Regions from separate parts of the Mus musculus genome. Here region 2 is linked to region 1. Evidence: chromatin loops called from intact Hi-C (ENCODE). Cell type or tissue: left cerebral cortex. All regions are shown on one strand. Each heading gives the region's core, and the rest is flanking DNA. Links, peaks and the distances in the headings are about the cores only.

Region 1 (8,344 bases), core at 120-8,119:
TTCTCTGAATAGCCCTGGCTGTCCTGGAACTCACTTTGTAGACCAGGCTGGCCTCAAACTCAGAAATCTGCCTGCCTCTGCCTCGCGAGTGCTGGGATTAAAGGCATGCGCCACCATACCCGGCTGCTTTCGCACCTCGCACCTCTTAAACCCCAACGACTCCTTGATGGCTGTTGGGGGACAAAGCTGCTGTCAGATTGTATATAAAATATATACCTGTGTGTTCCCAAAACAATACTGGGTAACTTGCAAAGAATTAATAGGAACATTGCACTTTGAAAATAAAATTTAGAAGGAAGTGAAAGGACGATAGGAAAAAAAAAAAATCAACCAAGGTGGAGTTTTTAAATAAAACCAAAAGTGAAGCGCATGCGCATTAACCCTTGTAGAGAAGGACCTCAATCCTTTTAGTATGAAATTGCCTCGTCTGTTATTACATTTTTTTAAACATCTCCCCAAACTAAAATCTGAAAAACTCTGTCAAAATTGTTCACCAGCTCAAGTATTCACCGACTAAATATACAGACAATAAATCAGAATTAATTCTGTTAATAAAACCGTGTTTTATGAAGCAGAAATAATATTTGTCTGAACAAGTGATGGAATACATGAGATAGATTAGGGGTATTATTTTTTTCTAATACTCTTTTTTTCTTTTCATTATTTATTTTTTATTATATGACATTGCAATTGCTGCTCCTCCCTCCTCCCCAGCCCAGCCCAGCCCCCACAAATCTACCGCCATTACTGTTCCCCCTGACCTCAGAGAAGGGGAAGCATCTGCTGGGTACCATCCCACCCTGGAACATGCAGTCCCAGCAAGAACAAGCTCCTCCCCTCCCACTAAGACCCCATCAGGCAGTCCAGGAAGGAGATCCAATGGCAGGCAACAGTCACAGACAGCCTCCGCTCCAAGTGTTAGGGGACCTACCTGAAGACCAAGCTGCACATCTGCTACAAATGTGTGGGAGGCCCAGGTCCAGCCCCTGCATGCTATTTGGTTGGTGTTTCAGTCTTTTTGAGCTCTCATGGGTCCAGGTCAGTAGACTCTGTAGGTCTTCTTGTGGTGTGCTTGACCCCTCCTGTACCACCCTTCCACAAGGAAACTGTTATTTAAACATCTTTCCATTGGACTTTAAAAGCATTAATGAGGGAGGAGTGAAAGAATGATTCAAATGAGCTGAAAGTGTCATCACAGAGCCACTCCAGCCAAATCCAGAGTTTATCCTGAGCATCCCGAGCAGTGGTATATGGTAAAGCACCTAGGAATGACCCATGTCAAGGGAAGGGCTTGAAGCATTAGTGTGCAATGGGAGCACTCTGAATAGTCAGAGCTCCAGCCTGCAGAGGGAGCATTCTGGACAGTCAGAGCTTACCATGGCTTCCTTGATTTAAGACCCCACAAACACTAAGACAGGCTGGATGCAGCCAAGAATAGCTGTGCATTCAAACAACACAAAATTATAAACTTAATAAGTATGAGACTCTTTTGTGTAGTTTTTTTTAAACTTGATTTCACCATTCTTTGTTGTTGTTGTTGTTGTTGTTGTTGTTTTTGAGACAGGGTTTCTCTGTGTAACTCTAGTTCTACAGGAATTCACTCTGTAGACCATGCTGGCCTCAAACTCAGAAATCCTCCTGCCTCTGCCTCCCAAATGCTGGGATTAAAGGCCACCATGCCCGGCCTGATTTTACCATTCTTGACCATGAACTTTATAGGTGACAATGATAAGCTGGGAAGTACTTTTAAAGTTCATCCACGTTGTATCAACTTTTAGCATCATATTCCTTGTATTGCTCATTATTTTCTTGCATGAGTATATATGACATTTTAATGAATACTTGGTTTACTTCCACATTTTGGTTATTATAATCACAACTGACAACAACAACATAATAATACATTATATCTTTTTTGTTGTTGTTGTTGTTTTGTTTTGTTTTGTTTTGTTTTTTTGTTTTTCGAGACAGGGTTTCTCTGTGTCGCCCTGGCTGTCCTGGAACTCACTTTGTAGACCAGGCTGGCCTCGAACTCAGAAATCCGCCTGCCTCTGCCTCCCGAGTGCTGGGATTAAAGGCATGCGCCACTACGCCCGGCTAATACATTATATTTTATGTATAGATATATTTTAATTTTTCCTGGATGTATAACTAGGACTTTTTAGGCTATCAGGTAATGCTATGTTTAACTTAACAAAACAAAACCTTGTTGCTTTAGAATATACTTTTTAATTTATTGAGTCTATTGAACAATTTTATCCTTTTAGTAACATTGCCAAAGAGGAACAATATATATTCCATTCATAAATGTGTCTCATCAAGATGAAATTCTGCAAAGATCCCTTTCGGTGTAAACACTAGAACCCCACCTGTGCTGTGCAATTGTGCACACTCTCTTCAAGTAACGGTAGATGATGCGTGAGGAGTTCGTTTGGGTGCGCTTAGGAGGGCTAAAATTATCAGGAAATACTTAAATGCTTACAACCTGGCTGTGCTACTTTTAAGTATAAGGTTACATTTACCATTTACACATGCTTACTCATTAAAAAGCATAAAAACGACACAAAGGAAACTTATTGTCTATGTCGGTCCTCCTTCCATGGAATATGCAATTAGCAGTTTCACTTTTTCCAGTCATTCATGGTCTATTCTATCTGGATCGCCTTTCTTTTAGATACTCTTAACAGTTTTCAGCATTTTATATGTCTGTTCCTGACCTACAATCACTATCACAGAACTCTGCATTTTCCAAATACCTTGCCCTTATGTTTGTTTTTCCACTTCCTTGGATTTCTTTATTCGTTTGGTTTTACTTTTAGCTATAGGGTGCGGTACATCCCAGGGTGGCTTTAAACTCCTGTCTCTCCTGCCTCTATCTCTCAAGTGCTAAAATTACAGATAAGATTACAGATAAGTACCACTGTGCCCAAGTTTTTTACTTTGATTTCATCTTATATACTATTAAAGCATTAAAATGGAACTTGTCTCATTAGGAATGCAAAATACTTACTATCTTAAGAAAAGCTGTTTGTAGTCTTACAAGTTGTGTAAGACACTGTCCACTCTCTTTGCTAGTGTCCTTATGTAGACCTCAGTCTTGGTCACCCTGTGATGAACTGTTATAAACATTAATGTAAATATGATCCCAGCTGAAAATACCCTAAAACATCAAATGCAAGAACCAACTGCTTTCTGGGTTACTTGAAATTTGCTCTTACCTGTGAAAGCTCATAGCTGACACTCCTTGCACAAGTGTTTGTACTATCTTTTCTCTTCCCCAAGAGAGATGACGATAATCAAAATGTGCCAGCCATTAAAATCAGTAAAGATAAAAAATTATGTAAGTGTTTAGAATTGAATGCTGTTGGCATACATTTCAAGATGTCTTTCGTCCCTTCATTCCCTTTATCACCAAACTACAAGTCATGGTTCTTAGCTCGAAGACAGAGTATGAGCATTAATATGAAATGAGAAAATGTCTGTCTCTTGCCCTGCAGGTGATGTGTTTGCAGGGAAGCAGAATGGAGGCTTCACATTCTACAATTTATGAAAGCTAAGGGGGTTATGCTGCTGCTGCTGCTGCTGCTGCTGCTGCTGTTGCTGCTGCTGCTGCTGTTGCTGCTGCTGCTGCTGCTGCTGTTGCTGCTATTGCTGCTGTTGCTGCTGTTGCTGCTGTTGCTGCTGCTGCTGCTGCTATTGCTGCTGTTGCTGCTGCTGCTGCTGTTGCTGCTGCTGCTGCTGCTGCTATTGCTGCTGTTGCTGCTGTTGCTGCTGTTGCTGCTGCTGCTGCTGCTATTGCTGCTGTTGCTGCTGTTGCTGCTGTTGCTGCTGTTGCTGCTGCTGCTGCTGCTATTGCTGCTGCTGCTGCTGCTATTGCTATTGCTGCTGCTGCTGGGTTACTATGTAATGTAAATCACAAAAGGACTTTACAATATTCACTTTTACCCTCTGGGCACTTATGCTCCATTATCAGATCAAAGGCAAAAGAATCATTTACTTTAGTGACATCTACAGGCACTTCAGTAGAAAAACAGCCTCCTCTCCACTGGGTAACAGAAACATATATATGGGAAGCTCCTTGTATGCTTAGTGTGTTGCTGTGCAGCCATTGGAGTCTTGTGATACATAATTTGTTTTCAAAATTTCTTCCAAGTGTTTATCTTTACTAAACATTATATCCTGGTCATATTTATCTAATGAAAACAATATGTTGTCATATAGGTTTGATTCTAAGCTAAAACTACATAAATGCCACCAATTGACTTGCCTTATTTTGCTCATATAAATTCTCTCTTTTATGAGACTTGAATGGATAAAATATGACTACTGAAGACCCTCTCTCTCTCTCTCTCTCTCTCTCTCACACACACACACACACACACACACACACACACACACACACACACACACGTTCCTCTCATACCTCCCAAGAAGTAGAGAACTGTGAAACTGTGGACCTGCGCCAACATACTATCAATGAGCAGTGTGATAAATTTCTCAAAACAGCTTGCATTATCGGAATCAGATGCTAATGATGGGATGAATGGCCTTGAAAACAACTTCACTGAACACAAGCTGTCAGATACCTCCTCTGAGGGACATCAGAGTAAGTAAAACTGTGGAGGAGGGACTGGTACTGTGATAGTAGGAAGGGACACAAGATGGAATGATTCAGCCAGAGTACAACCCAGCACTAAAGAACTGTGCTTGAGAAGGGAACAGACAGAGTAGTCATGGTCAGAAAACTCACAAGGATGCTCCCATAGAGACAAGATCAGTGTGAGGAGCCTGCCATGACAAAGCCCCATGGAGAAAGGTCAAACCCACAGACAGCACCACTAAACAAGATCTGCCTTCTATGTCTTACCCTTCCCATTCGCTCATCCAGGGAAGACTCAGTTACAAGGACAGAAGGAAGATGTGAAACAAGAAGGCAAATCAGGGGGTCCAGCCCCAAAAGAAAAGGGAGTGTTGAACTCAATGTCAGTCTATGCTACACATGTAATACCTGAAGAATGAAAGGAACCAGAAATTATCACCAGCTGTGAGGAAGGAACACCTAGGGAGTTATAATACTGAAAGGAGAGAACTAAGCTGTTTCCTAGCTTTACCTGGTAGAGTCCAGCCATGCAAGCTGGAGATATATATATATATATATATATATAGATAGATAGATAGATAGATAGATAGATAGATAGATAGATAGATGGATGATATAACTTTTTAAGGGAATAGCTTAGCTAGTATAAGGGAAATAATATATATATACATATATCTGTGTGTGTGTGTGTGTGTGTATCAGCTAGTATAAGGGGAATATTAAATAGAAAACAAACATTTTGCTCATGTTAAAATTTTCAGAAAAATCCCAATGGCATGTTTACATTGAAGAGCATTTAACTTACATATCCAAAATTTTCCTTATGGAGCAGAATAGGAGGGCAAACCTGAAGGTGTTCTGGTCCAGGATTTTTACTTATCCACTTCAAACGCCCTTTTGAACTTCCAACTGTCCCTCTCCCACTACTAAGGTTTCTAAGATTTGATCTCAATAAAGAATGGCCATAAGTAAGATCCCACGCCCAGCCCTCATATCTGGGCTTTCCTCAGAGATGAAATACTCTGACCAGAACAGTTTGTAGATGCTTAGATTTATAGTGGCCCACCACATCAGCTGCTTACAAAATATACTCATCATGAAGGGTCATGAACAACACATCATAAGAGAACTAGTAATAAATTCAGCAGTCTCTCCAGATCACAGATGAGGGTCTAAGGACAGGTTTCTTGACTTGTTTTCCCATCTCAAGTAGAGTGAAATATGCTGTAGGGTAAGAGGACATGGCTATTGGAGGGTGATTTCAAGAATTCACTTACTGATATCAAGTGCCAGGATGTGTCATGTGTGTCACACAAGTATTCACCTCCTGTTCCTTGCCACACAGAAGGTTTGTCCACACCACCAAAGCAGCCTGCAGGTTCACTTTTCATGTTATCATGTCCGGTTCCTACTACTAGGATTCAGGCAGCTATTCATATTTAGTGGCAGGATACAGGAGGAAGCAAGAAATTCTTCATTTTTCCTTTTCTTCCTCTCTCCCATTTCTCTAGGCAGATAATCATCCTGCCACCCTCTTCCGTGGGGTGGGAAAGCTAGGAATGGCCCAATAACCACGGCAGAGCCAGAAATAATTAAAGCTTGGCTCCAGCATGGTGGGAAGGTCAAGGGTTAACACCACGAATATGCACATCTGTCCATCCCCAACCCATTTCCTCTTCTCAGTCTCCCACTTTATTCTTTACTTCTTCAGTCTCATCCCAAGGGCCTTCATAAAAAGCTTTCCTTGGGAAAAGTAAAAACAGCTAAACCCATCAAAAGGATGACCTTCACATGTCTCTAAGCAGCTAATGCATTCTGGGCAACACGAAACTCATGTGGAAGAATAATATATCATGTTAAGAAATAGATCACTGAAAGAAAAAGAAGAATTAAAAGCCGGGTGTGGTGGCACGCACCTTTAATCCCAGCACTCAGGAGGCAGAGGCAGGATTTCTGAGTTCGAGGCCAGCCTGGTCTACAGAGTGAGTTCCAGGACAGCCAGGGCTATACAGAGAAACCCTGTCTCAAAAAAAAAAAAAAAAAAGAAAAAGAAAAAAAGAAAAAAAAAACAAAAAGGAAAAGGAAAAAAAGAAAAAGAAAGAAAGAAAAAGAATTTTAAAACCCCCAAAAATATTTTTAAAATGTCCTCAGAGAAACAGAGGAGACTCCTGTAAATGGGGACAGAGTAGGAACGAATAATTTAAAGAAAAAAGTTAAAATTCTGCTCTGAAAATATCAGATTTAAAACATGACAAATTAATTTGCTGTTAAGAAAGGTACAGCTGAGGGAAGAAAGTTGCTCAAAAATGGAAACAGGACACACCCTAAATACTGCTCAATCCATCTTACATAGCCTACCATATATTATAACTCAGCCCAACCTCCTTTCAAAAAAACAACATTTCTTCTTCCTCCCTTAGTCATAATCAAACCACTGGGATGCACCAAGCATTCCAGGACCCAGCATCTGCATTCAGCCAGGAGACTAGGCGTCGTAAGAACCTGCATTTACACAGCTCGTGCCTGGTATCAACCCTGGTGATTATCTCCAATATAAGATGGGTTGGCTCCCAAAGATAAAGACATTTTCAACTCTGAGGAGTCAGAATCACTAATGATTGATACTTTATCTTTACCACAACTTCCAGAAAATGGCAGCTGCATGACTAAATAAGTAAAAATATATAAATCTTTAGGGGGCTGGTAAGATGGCTCACTGTCAAGCCCAATGACCTGAGTCCATTTCCCAGAACTCACATGGTGGAGGAGAGAATGCCTCATCTTTTTTTAAGTGAGGAAGCATATTATACAGAGAGATGTGGCATGTTCTAAAAAACATTTATGCTAAACTTAAAGGCAAAAGCTAAACATAATTAATCTAAAAAAAAACTTTAAAAAATTATCCCTTTTGAGATATCAGGCACAAGCTTACACACACACACACATTTAGAACAATATGAACTGAGAGTACATATAATATCAATACTATTTGCTGAATCATATAAGGCAGAGTTCATAACTACACTACACACAACTATAAACATTAAGTGTAGCTCTTGAAACTACAAAGTGTATTACCTGAGACTATAGAATTTGAAGTTATTCCAAAAATTATGGCACCAGATAATAAAAATAGCATGAACTCCCAGTTAAAAACCAGATGTGAATCATATTCACACTAAAAAGTCTTGATAAACACCTATAATGGGCCAGGCGCTTTTACTTTTTTTCACACAGGAAACTAAAGATCTCCATATTCATGAAAAGAATTTATTTGCAAGAGAGATTTTAGAGGAGGAAAACCACATCAACTATAAAAATCAATTTTTATAACTAATTGATTTACTATACATTCCAACCCCAGCTTTTTCTCCCTCCTCTCCTCCCAGTCCCTCCCTCTTACCTCACCTCCCTCTATGCCCAGCTCCCTGTCTCCTCCCATAGATATCAACTCCCTTGGCCTATCAAGTTGCAGTAGGATTCTGGGAAGAGCTCCTACTGAGGACAGACCAGGCAGCCCAGTTAGGGGGAAGGGATCCAGATGCAGGTAACAGAGTCAGAGACAACCCCTGCTCCTCTGTTAGGGGTCCCATATGAAGACTAACCAAGATGCACATCTGCTACATATGTATAGAGGGCTTAGTTCCATCCCATGCATGTTCTCTGGTGTGTAGTTCAGTTTCTGTGAGATTGCTTTAAGGTCACGGCTTTAACAATGTAAACTGAATGCCTTGACTTTCAATG
Region 2 (8,344 bases), core at 298-8,297, 520 kb before region 1:
TACTTTCCAAGAGGTCCCCAAAGACTTGAATGCCTTTGCAAGATTTTTTAAAACTACTTTCATTTTTTTCCAAAGAGAAACAGCTATATTATGAGAAGTTTGGAAATAGTAAAGTAGTATGAAGAAATATTCTAGAAATAATATGAAGTGTTATGAATTACGAACAATTATCCTTAATTACAAAACCAAAGGGTTCTCTACATCTTGTTCACGAGACATTGAGAAACTTTAGGATGCAGATAAAGAAGTGAAGATATTCACCTGAACCTACTACTGTCAAACCCCCATTATTAACGTCAGGCAAGTATTTCTCCTCATGTCTTGTCCTATTCTGTCCTGTGCTGTCCTGTCCTCTCTGCTCCTCCCCCTTCCTCTGCTGTTTGCCTCCCTTTTCTCTTTCTCTCTCCCCACTGTTTTCTCTTTTCCTTGCTTCCTCCCTTCCTGGCTTCTCCTTCTGTGAAATTACACACACACACACACACACACACACACACACACACACACACACACACAGCTGGCTTGGTAGGTAGATGGAGACATCATTATAAAAACATCCTCACAGATAATGTAATTCTAAGACAATGAGTTTATATTATATTTAACAGAAGAAAGAGTGTGAAGCAAGACTAAAGAAATTCCTGCCTATCTTATGAAAGCTTGTTAGCCATAAAAGGTACTGGGCTTTAATGGGTCTTGGATATATTTTCTAAGACAATTAAAAACAAAACAAAACAAAACAAAAAAAAAAAACCTCTGGGAGAAAGTTATGTCAATTGGTAATTTATTCTAACTCTGGGTAGGAGAAATGGTTTCAGGGTCTCCTTTCACTTCATGCTCTGGTAATGAGATCTCTATGAGACATTAGGTCCTTATTCTCACACCATTAGATAGGGATGAAGGAGCTCCTATCACTACAAACCACTGACTAGGTATGTACGAGCACCAGTTCTAAACCCATAGTAGGTAAGAGAGAACCAAGTCGAATTCACTCCTTTTTTGGTTGCCTCTCATAATAGTAGACAATCCATGAGGGCTGAAATGAATGAAAACCAGAGAGGGCTGATAAACCTGGTCACCCCGTACACCTTATATTGTCTGTGGTTGAAATTCAGGAAGGAGCAAAGAAATATCAGTGTGCTGACTTTTCATAAATTGATAACTGTTATATATTGACTAAGAGAAACGTGGGTTCCATCTTAAGACTGATCTCATTTGTGTAGACTCAGAGAGAGAGACAATCCTCTACCATCAGGGAGAGGGCAAAGATGAAATTGTTGGACCCACATATAATCCACACAGCCCTGGAAATCTTGCAGGCACCAGCCTCCCAGGCAATCTTCTCAAGCCTGCTCACTCATATGTAGCAGATGTGCAACTTGACCTTCATGTGGGCCCTGCACAACTGAAACAGGGGTTAGACCAAAAGACTGTTTGTGGGATATGTTCTACTAGCTGGGCTGCCTCAGTGGAAGAAAGAGGAAGTGCCTAGCCTCGAAGAGACTTGAAGTGCCAGGGTGGGAGGGATACCCGGGGCAGGGGGTGGGGGACACACCCATTCAGACAAGATGGGGAGGAGAGATGGGGGAAGGGTTGTGGGGGGGGGGTGAGTGGGAAGGGAGCAGTGAATAAATAAGTAAAAAACAATAACAACAACAACAACAAGAAAAAACAAAACCAGTATTAACCATTGGAATTGTCTGCAGTCACGTGGTGGTGATAGATAGCAGCTGAGATCGGAAACCAAAGGACACCACAAGGTGGTAATGGGACTTGTGTTCTTCCCTGCTTGTTTGGGAGGACAAGCCATGCAATTTAGTCCAGAATCGTGTCCCCCTGAACCCCCCAAAACATGAGATTATTATCTTGACAGACGGCAATCTGAAGGAAGCCACAACTAGGATTCTCCTGTGTAAAAGAAAACGTACTATAGAATCTTTCAAGCCTAAGAGGCAAAGAAACAAACCAAAGAAGGAAACAACTCTCTTTCCAGCCAAAGGCTTCTAAGACCAACTTTAGAAGAATGACAGGTAATTCTAATAGCATGAGTGAGTGGGTTAGACTCACGGTTCCATTAGCAGCAAAACTGAGCCGTGAGCCTATGTCACAGGTGAGCAGCACGCCGGTAGGAGCACGGCCTCCATCACACTGTGTGCATAGCTGTGTAATAAGCATGTGGCAGTCTTGCTGAACAATGGACACACTGTTCACAACAAGGAAGGAGATGGGCTGGGGTTGTTGCCAACATAAGTTCCTCATAGCTTACTAGCTCACAGGGACATCAAGTTTCATAATACTATCCAGAGGATTTGATTCATCTGTGGAACTAGCCAGGTAGAAGAGAGTAATTGTCTGGGTTTTCCCTTCATGCTTCCTCTTGAGTCTTCTGCTTTTCTGTTTGACTGGGGAGTCAGATGCTAGAGTCAGGATGAAGTCACAATCTCAAGTCAAACTTCCCGTGGACATAAGAGATAATGACGAATGAGTATTTGTGGAGAGATAAGATGGTCCTCTAATAACTGTCCCCAAGGTTGAGAAATCAGCAGTCACTCTGACACATGTCAGTGCTTACTCTTAGTGGGACTGGAATAGCCCTCAGTCCCAGACGGCTCTTTCCCTACTCTGACACAGGACTCCTTTTTATTTATTTATTTATTTATTTATTTATTTATTTATTTATTTATTTATTTTTTTACCACCCCCTTGCTTTTTCTTATCATGGCCCTTAATATTAAATTTTGTATCATCTGACTATACCACTCACTGCTTTCTAACTTACATTCATCAACCAATCTCCAGATTTTTTTTTCTGAAATGCCTTAAAGATTGTTGTTCCTGACAATGACTAACCTGTGTTTGTCATAGCTTTTTTCAGCAATTTCAGATCTCCTGGACAATTTGTCCAATGCTCTCATCTTTCAGTTCATTGACTACACATGGTCGCTTTGCCTGCATGCATATTTGTTCGCTACATTTCTGGTGCTCACAGAAGTGAGAAGAGGGTGCCAGATACCCTGGAAGACCCATTTTCTTGTTTCCAGGGTTAGGAGTCAGAGACTATGCCTAGACTGCCCTAATAAGTTGTCTTTGGCCACATGACATAGCACTCTTAGCATGCTGCTTGATGTTCCATGAATTGCCAAGACATTCCACTGTGTCTACTGAATATCGAATCCGTTTTATTCTCATGTCATCTCAGGACTGATGTCCCAGGCAGTGGCTCTTTCTCCTGATGAGTTTTATTTCTCTCTGCTCCATGCTGGCTTAACTTCAGCTAAAGGCTACAGAGACACCACTGTATACCTTTCTTCCAGCTCTCTTCTTTTGAGAATTGGCCTCTTAGCTCTCGCTGTCTGGCTTCCCTGGACCCTCAGCACTGGCAGCTCAATTCAGGGCTCTTTTGGGCTTTCACTAGGTTATAGCTTGCCCAGTGTTTGCCTGAAAACCCTCCATGGAGCTAAGCTAGGGTTATCATAGTTATTTCTTCTCTTAGTGTCATGTGCTACCTGATGAACAATGTCTAAATCATGGTTTTCTAAGTATTGCTTATTTTTAAGTTATGACATGGGGAAGAGGAGATAAATATATCTTGACGGTAAATAGGGATTTTAAGTTAGAAAAAATTCTTATTGCTGTGTCCATTAAAATTTCTGCATGACCCTGAATACATATTATCTTGTATACTAGTGAATTAGTTTTCCATCTTCAGCATTAAGATATGCTTCAAGACAAGCATCACAGGTCCTGGCTGGACTCCCTGATAGCACCACAGAGGTTTGCAGAATTGATTAGCTAGGGGTGACCTAGTATGATATAGATACCTGTGTCTTGAATTTGATTTCTCATATAAATAAAATACAGTCTTATTTGGAGATGGAATGTACAGACTTCATTTCACAAGGTCTATATATCTTTGTCCTTTTAAATAGCTACATTCACCCTGGGCCACATTGTGAGACAACTTTTAGGACACAGTCATCAGCAAATCTGTGCAAGCCCTTTACTCTAGGCTCATGCTTTACCTTGTGCAATGTTAGAGATATGGCTTGGTTCACACCTTACAGTTTAGAATAAAATAGAATATTATCAGTAAAAGTAGATCTTGAGAGAATAAAATGGAATGTTCTTTATGCTCTTTTAACATTTCTTATGGAACTGTGATAAATATCTTTATGACACAAATGTAGGTACTTAGACACTTATCTGCCATGCTTATCTCTAGAATCTAGGGCCCAGTACATTGGAAGACAAATAAGGTTTGATTTGAGAAATCCTATCATTTAATTAGTTCCAGAAGCAGAGATGACCTTAAGGTGCCAGGGACAATTTAAAGGCCGAGGTAGATTATAAGACTGAAATGGTGTTTTTATTCAGTCAGCCTTTGGACAAGCTATGGAATGAAATAAAGGCGCCTTCGTCTGCCAGATGGTACAAGCAAAAAGTTAAAAGAATTGAAACCTTGGGTTCTCTGTGCCTGGAAGCCACTGGTATCTCCATCCAAGAGCTGAACAAATGCGCCTTTGTGTACACTTGTGACAGCCCTTTGAAGTTCTGGCATCCCGACTGGCAACTTTTTATATCTGGCCATCTTAAAGCAGGGGAGGTTGAGAAACAGAGAGGGGGAGGACCAAGAAATGTAGGTGTCGTCTGACTGGCTCCAAGCCCACTGGGTAAACATGCCAGCAACCTTCTCACAGAGATTACTTTTCAGAAATGGAAAGGGAGTGTCCAGCTTCGTTTAGAATCAAAATGAGGAAATGACTCTCAGCTGTCTACACACAACAAAACACACCCGGCAGAGTGGTGGAGCCTTGTGACCATGGTATAGCAGACAGGATTTCTTTCCAGACTACAAAGTCCAGGTCATCTGCAGGAATGTTTATATTGCACTATCTCCAGTACCCAGCCCTGGGGTCCTTTTAATGAGATTCATAGTCTTTGTTTTCTTCAAAGAATTTTCATAGACTTTCCCTGAGACAAGGGCTTCTCTGCTTTTCTGGAGGATTTCTTAATCAAATTGCATAGGAGGTTGAAGGAAGGAACAGCCTTTTGTTTTGAGTTTAGGACGAAGTTTGAAGCTCTGAGGTTCGCTTTTCCCTTCAGACCTAACTTCTTGTGTGGTCCTTTTCCACAAGAAATTATTTCCTGTCTTTTCTGAAAGATTAAATAGATCTTGCCAGTAGCACTCAAAGGGAAGAAAGAAGGTTGTATTCAGTTTCAAATACTTAGAATTAATTTTAAAACACCAAAGACTTTAGCAAGCATCGATTTCCAGCTTACCAATAGGCCAAGAGGAAAAGAAAACAACACAAAATGAGAGAACCATAGGACCCTGTATTTTGGAAAATGACAATAGTCAAGCACTTAAAAACTACAAACAATAAAGAAATATCCAATCACAGGCATCACTGGGTAACATTAGCTATGAGAACTGTATTTTAGATAGATCATCATTATTGGTGGGGTTATTTGGTATATATTCTATAAAACAATATTTTATTTAGGTTAGCTATTAAGAAAAACATTTTTCAACTTATGAAGTGGAGAAGTAGTTAAATAAAGTTATTATATATTCTAGATAGAGAATAAATACCAACTACCTTTATCACAGTTATCATCAAGGTTAGCCAAAATGTGAGCTAATTCCCCTTAGTAATTTGGATACTTATAGAATTAGAAACAAATAAAGAGATAACTCACTAAATTGCTAAGGATATTATTGTAGGATCACTACAGCATAGGCAACTTTTGTTTGCTTATTTGTTTGTTTGTTTTTGGTGGTGGAGGAACTGTTAGATAAACCAGTGCTTCTGGTCCTTAGACTCCTAACTTCACCCAAAACCATTTTATTGAGTTTACTAGTTCTTTATGTCTGCATTTTCTCCTTTCTAAATGGCAGCCTGTTTTATAAGGCTTAATGTTGGACACATTAAAATTATACAATAATATATTTAAAGAATAATACCATGGTAAATATTAGACCTCATACTACTCTCATTTTCTTGAACTTTTACTTGGTACAAACACAAGGCTTCCGTTGGGCAGCTTTAGGCATTGTCAGTTAGCAGGAAAACTTTCTTTTCAGAACTCTTAGAAGAATTACCCACTCTCACTGTCTCTTTCACCCTGCCTGGCTATTCACACTTTCATGCTCATCATATTTATTGCACACACAAACGTGCATTTATGCTCAATTCCATAAATAAGTTTAATGTGTCTTGGAAGAGTTGTCAATGGACATTAGATAAAGAGACTAGAGAAAACTGAAAATTTCTTCAGTTTAAGGTCGCAAAATCTATTTTTATTGATTCTTTTCCATTGTATCATTTCCTTAGAGTACTGGGCTGCATTGAAGATATCAACTTCCAGTTAAGTAATAATATTCTATTATAGGTAGATATGAGCACCCACTCTTATACTGCAAAGGCATCAGCTTCAGTGTATCAAAGAGTGAGCTTTGCTCTGCTTCAAGTACGTCCCATGGACATTTGTCTCTTGAATTAATTTTTTATGTGATAGAAAAACAAACCTTTTTGTTGTTTAAGAGTGTTTTGCCTCACCATACCACAGGGGTACTTGCTCTACTGTGTTCATAGTGGCCTTATCTGTGATAGCCAGAAGCTAGCAACAACCTAGATGGAAGAATGGATACAGAAAATGTGGTTCATTGACACAATGGAAAACTACTCAGCTATTAAGAATGAGGACATCGCTGGGCGGTGGTGGAACACGCCTTTAATCCCAGCACTTGGGAGCAGAGGCAGGCGGATTTCTGAGTTTGAGGCCAGTCTGGTCTACAAAGTGAGTTCCAGGACAGCCAGGGCTACACAGAGAAACCCTGTCTCAAAAACCCCCCCCAAAAAAAAAACAAACAAAAAAAAAAACAAAACAAAAAAAAAAAAAGAAAAAAGAAAAAGAAAAAGAATGAGGACATCATGAGTTTTGCAGGCAAGTGGATAGAACTAGAAAATATCATCGTGAGTGAGGTAACTCAGACCTAAAGGACATGCATGGTATATACTTACTAATAAGTGAATATAAGTCAAAAAAGTATAGAATATCCAGAATACTATCCACAGAACTCAAGAAGGTTAGTAAGTTAAAGGGACCAAGTGGAGATGCTTCAGTAACACTAGGGAGGGAGAAGAAAGCAATCACAAGAGGCAGAGGGAGTGAGGAACATGAGTGGGAGAGGGGAGGGAGAGGGGAAAAGTGGAACATGATTGGTATTGGGGGATGGGGAGGAAAGCAGGAGAGAAGCCCTGAGGGCCAGTAGAATAAATAGAAATATGCAACCTGGTGGGGTGGTGGTGGGAGGTGGGGAAACTCTCTAGAAAGTACCAGAGACCTAGGAGGTGAGAGACTCTCAGGACTTAAAGTGGGGAGGGCATTAGATGAAATGTCCAACACTGGTGAGAGGGAACTTGTAGAGTCCACCTCCAATAGAAAGACGGGGCATCAAGTGGAGGTATAGGGTTGCCATCCCACAGTCAAAAACTCTGACCCAGAATTATTCCTGTTTCAAAGAACTGCAGGGACAAAAACTGGAGAAGAGCCCGAAGCAAAGGAGGTCCAGTGACAGGCCCAAATTGGAATCCATCTTAAGGGGAGTCTCCCAGGCCTGACACTATTGCTAATGCTGCGGTGTGCTTACAGAGAGGAGCCTAGCATGGCTGTCCTCTGAGAGGCCCAACAAGTAGCTGACTGAGACAGATACAGAAACTTACAACCAGCCAATGGACTGAAGTCTGGGACCCCTATGGTTGAATTACAGAAAAGCTAGAAGAGGCTGAGGAAGAGGGTGACCCCATAGGAAGACTAGCAGTCTCAACTAACCTGGATCTCTGAGATCTCTCAGACACTGAGCCACCAACCAGGCAGCATACACTATCTGGTCCAAGGTTCCCTGACACTTATACAGCAGAGAACTGCATGGTCTGGCCTCAGTGAGAGAAGAAGCACCGAACTCTGGAGAGACTTGAGACTCCAGGGAGTGGGGAAGACTGGCAGGGAGGGGGGTGGATAGGGATGGGTTAGGACATCTTGGAGATTGGGAGGAGGAGAAATGGGATGAGGTACTATGGGAGGCAGACCGGGAGGGAGGTAATGACTGGACTGTAAAAAAAAAAGTAATAGTAATAAAAAGTGTGTTTTATTATGAAATTCCAATGACACACAACCAAATGGGATTCTAATGAATAAAAGGCTCTGTACTAAAGATAAGAGGCAGAAACAGAACTAAAAATAGATGGTTGGCACTTCAGTTCAGGCTGCTCACACAAACAGAACTAAAAAAAAGACGTTTGGCTCACTGGTCATAAGGTGTTTTTATAATGTGGACAATTAA

Evidence for each region. Peaks named below come from ENCODE experiments on the same cell type or tissue, not always from the same donor. Only the 100,000 strongest peaks of a DNase experiment are listed, where the experiment ranks them.
Region 2: a loop joins it to region 1, with 6 times the contacts of the local background. A loop is called at or near these places in 19 of 42 quality-filtered maps.

The regions. Positions count from the first base shown.
Region 1 is chr12:35,304,399-35,312,742 of GRCm38, reverse strand. No RefSeq gene overlaps it. Among named protein-coding and RNA genes, the nearest start is that of Mir680-3, 110 kb to the right of the region's middle. In left cerebral cortex, for the core only: a CTCF peak has its summit at 4,021 (motif pointing left); a DNase peak (open chromatin) is centred at 4,036.
Region 2 is chr12:35,821,116-35,829,459 of GRCm38, reverse strand. No RefSeq gene overlaps it. Among named protein-coding and RNA genes, the nearest start is that of Gm40388, 79 kb to the right of the region's middle. In left cerebral cortex, for the core only: no CTCF peak of the experiment used is centred there; a DNase peak (open chromatin) is centred at 4,541.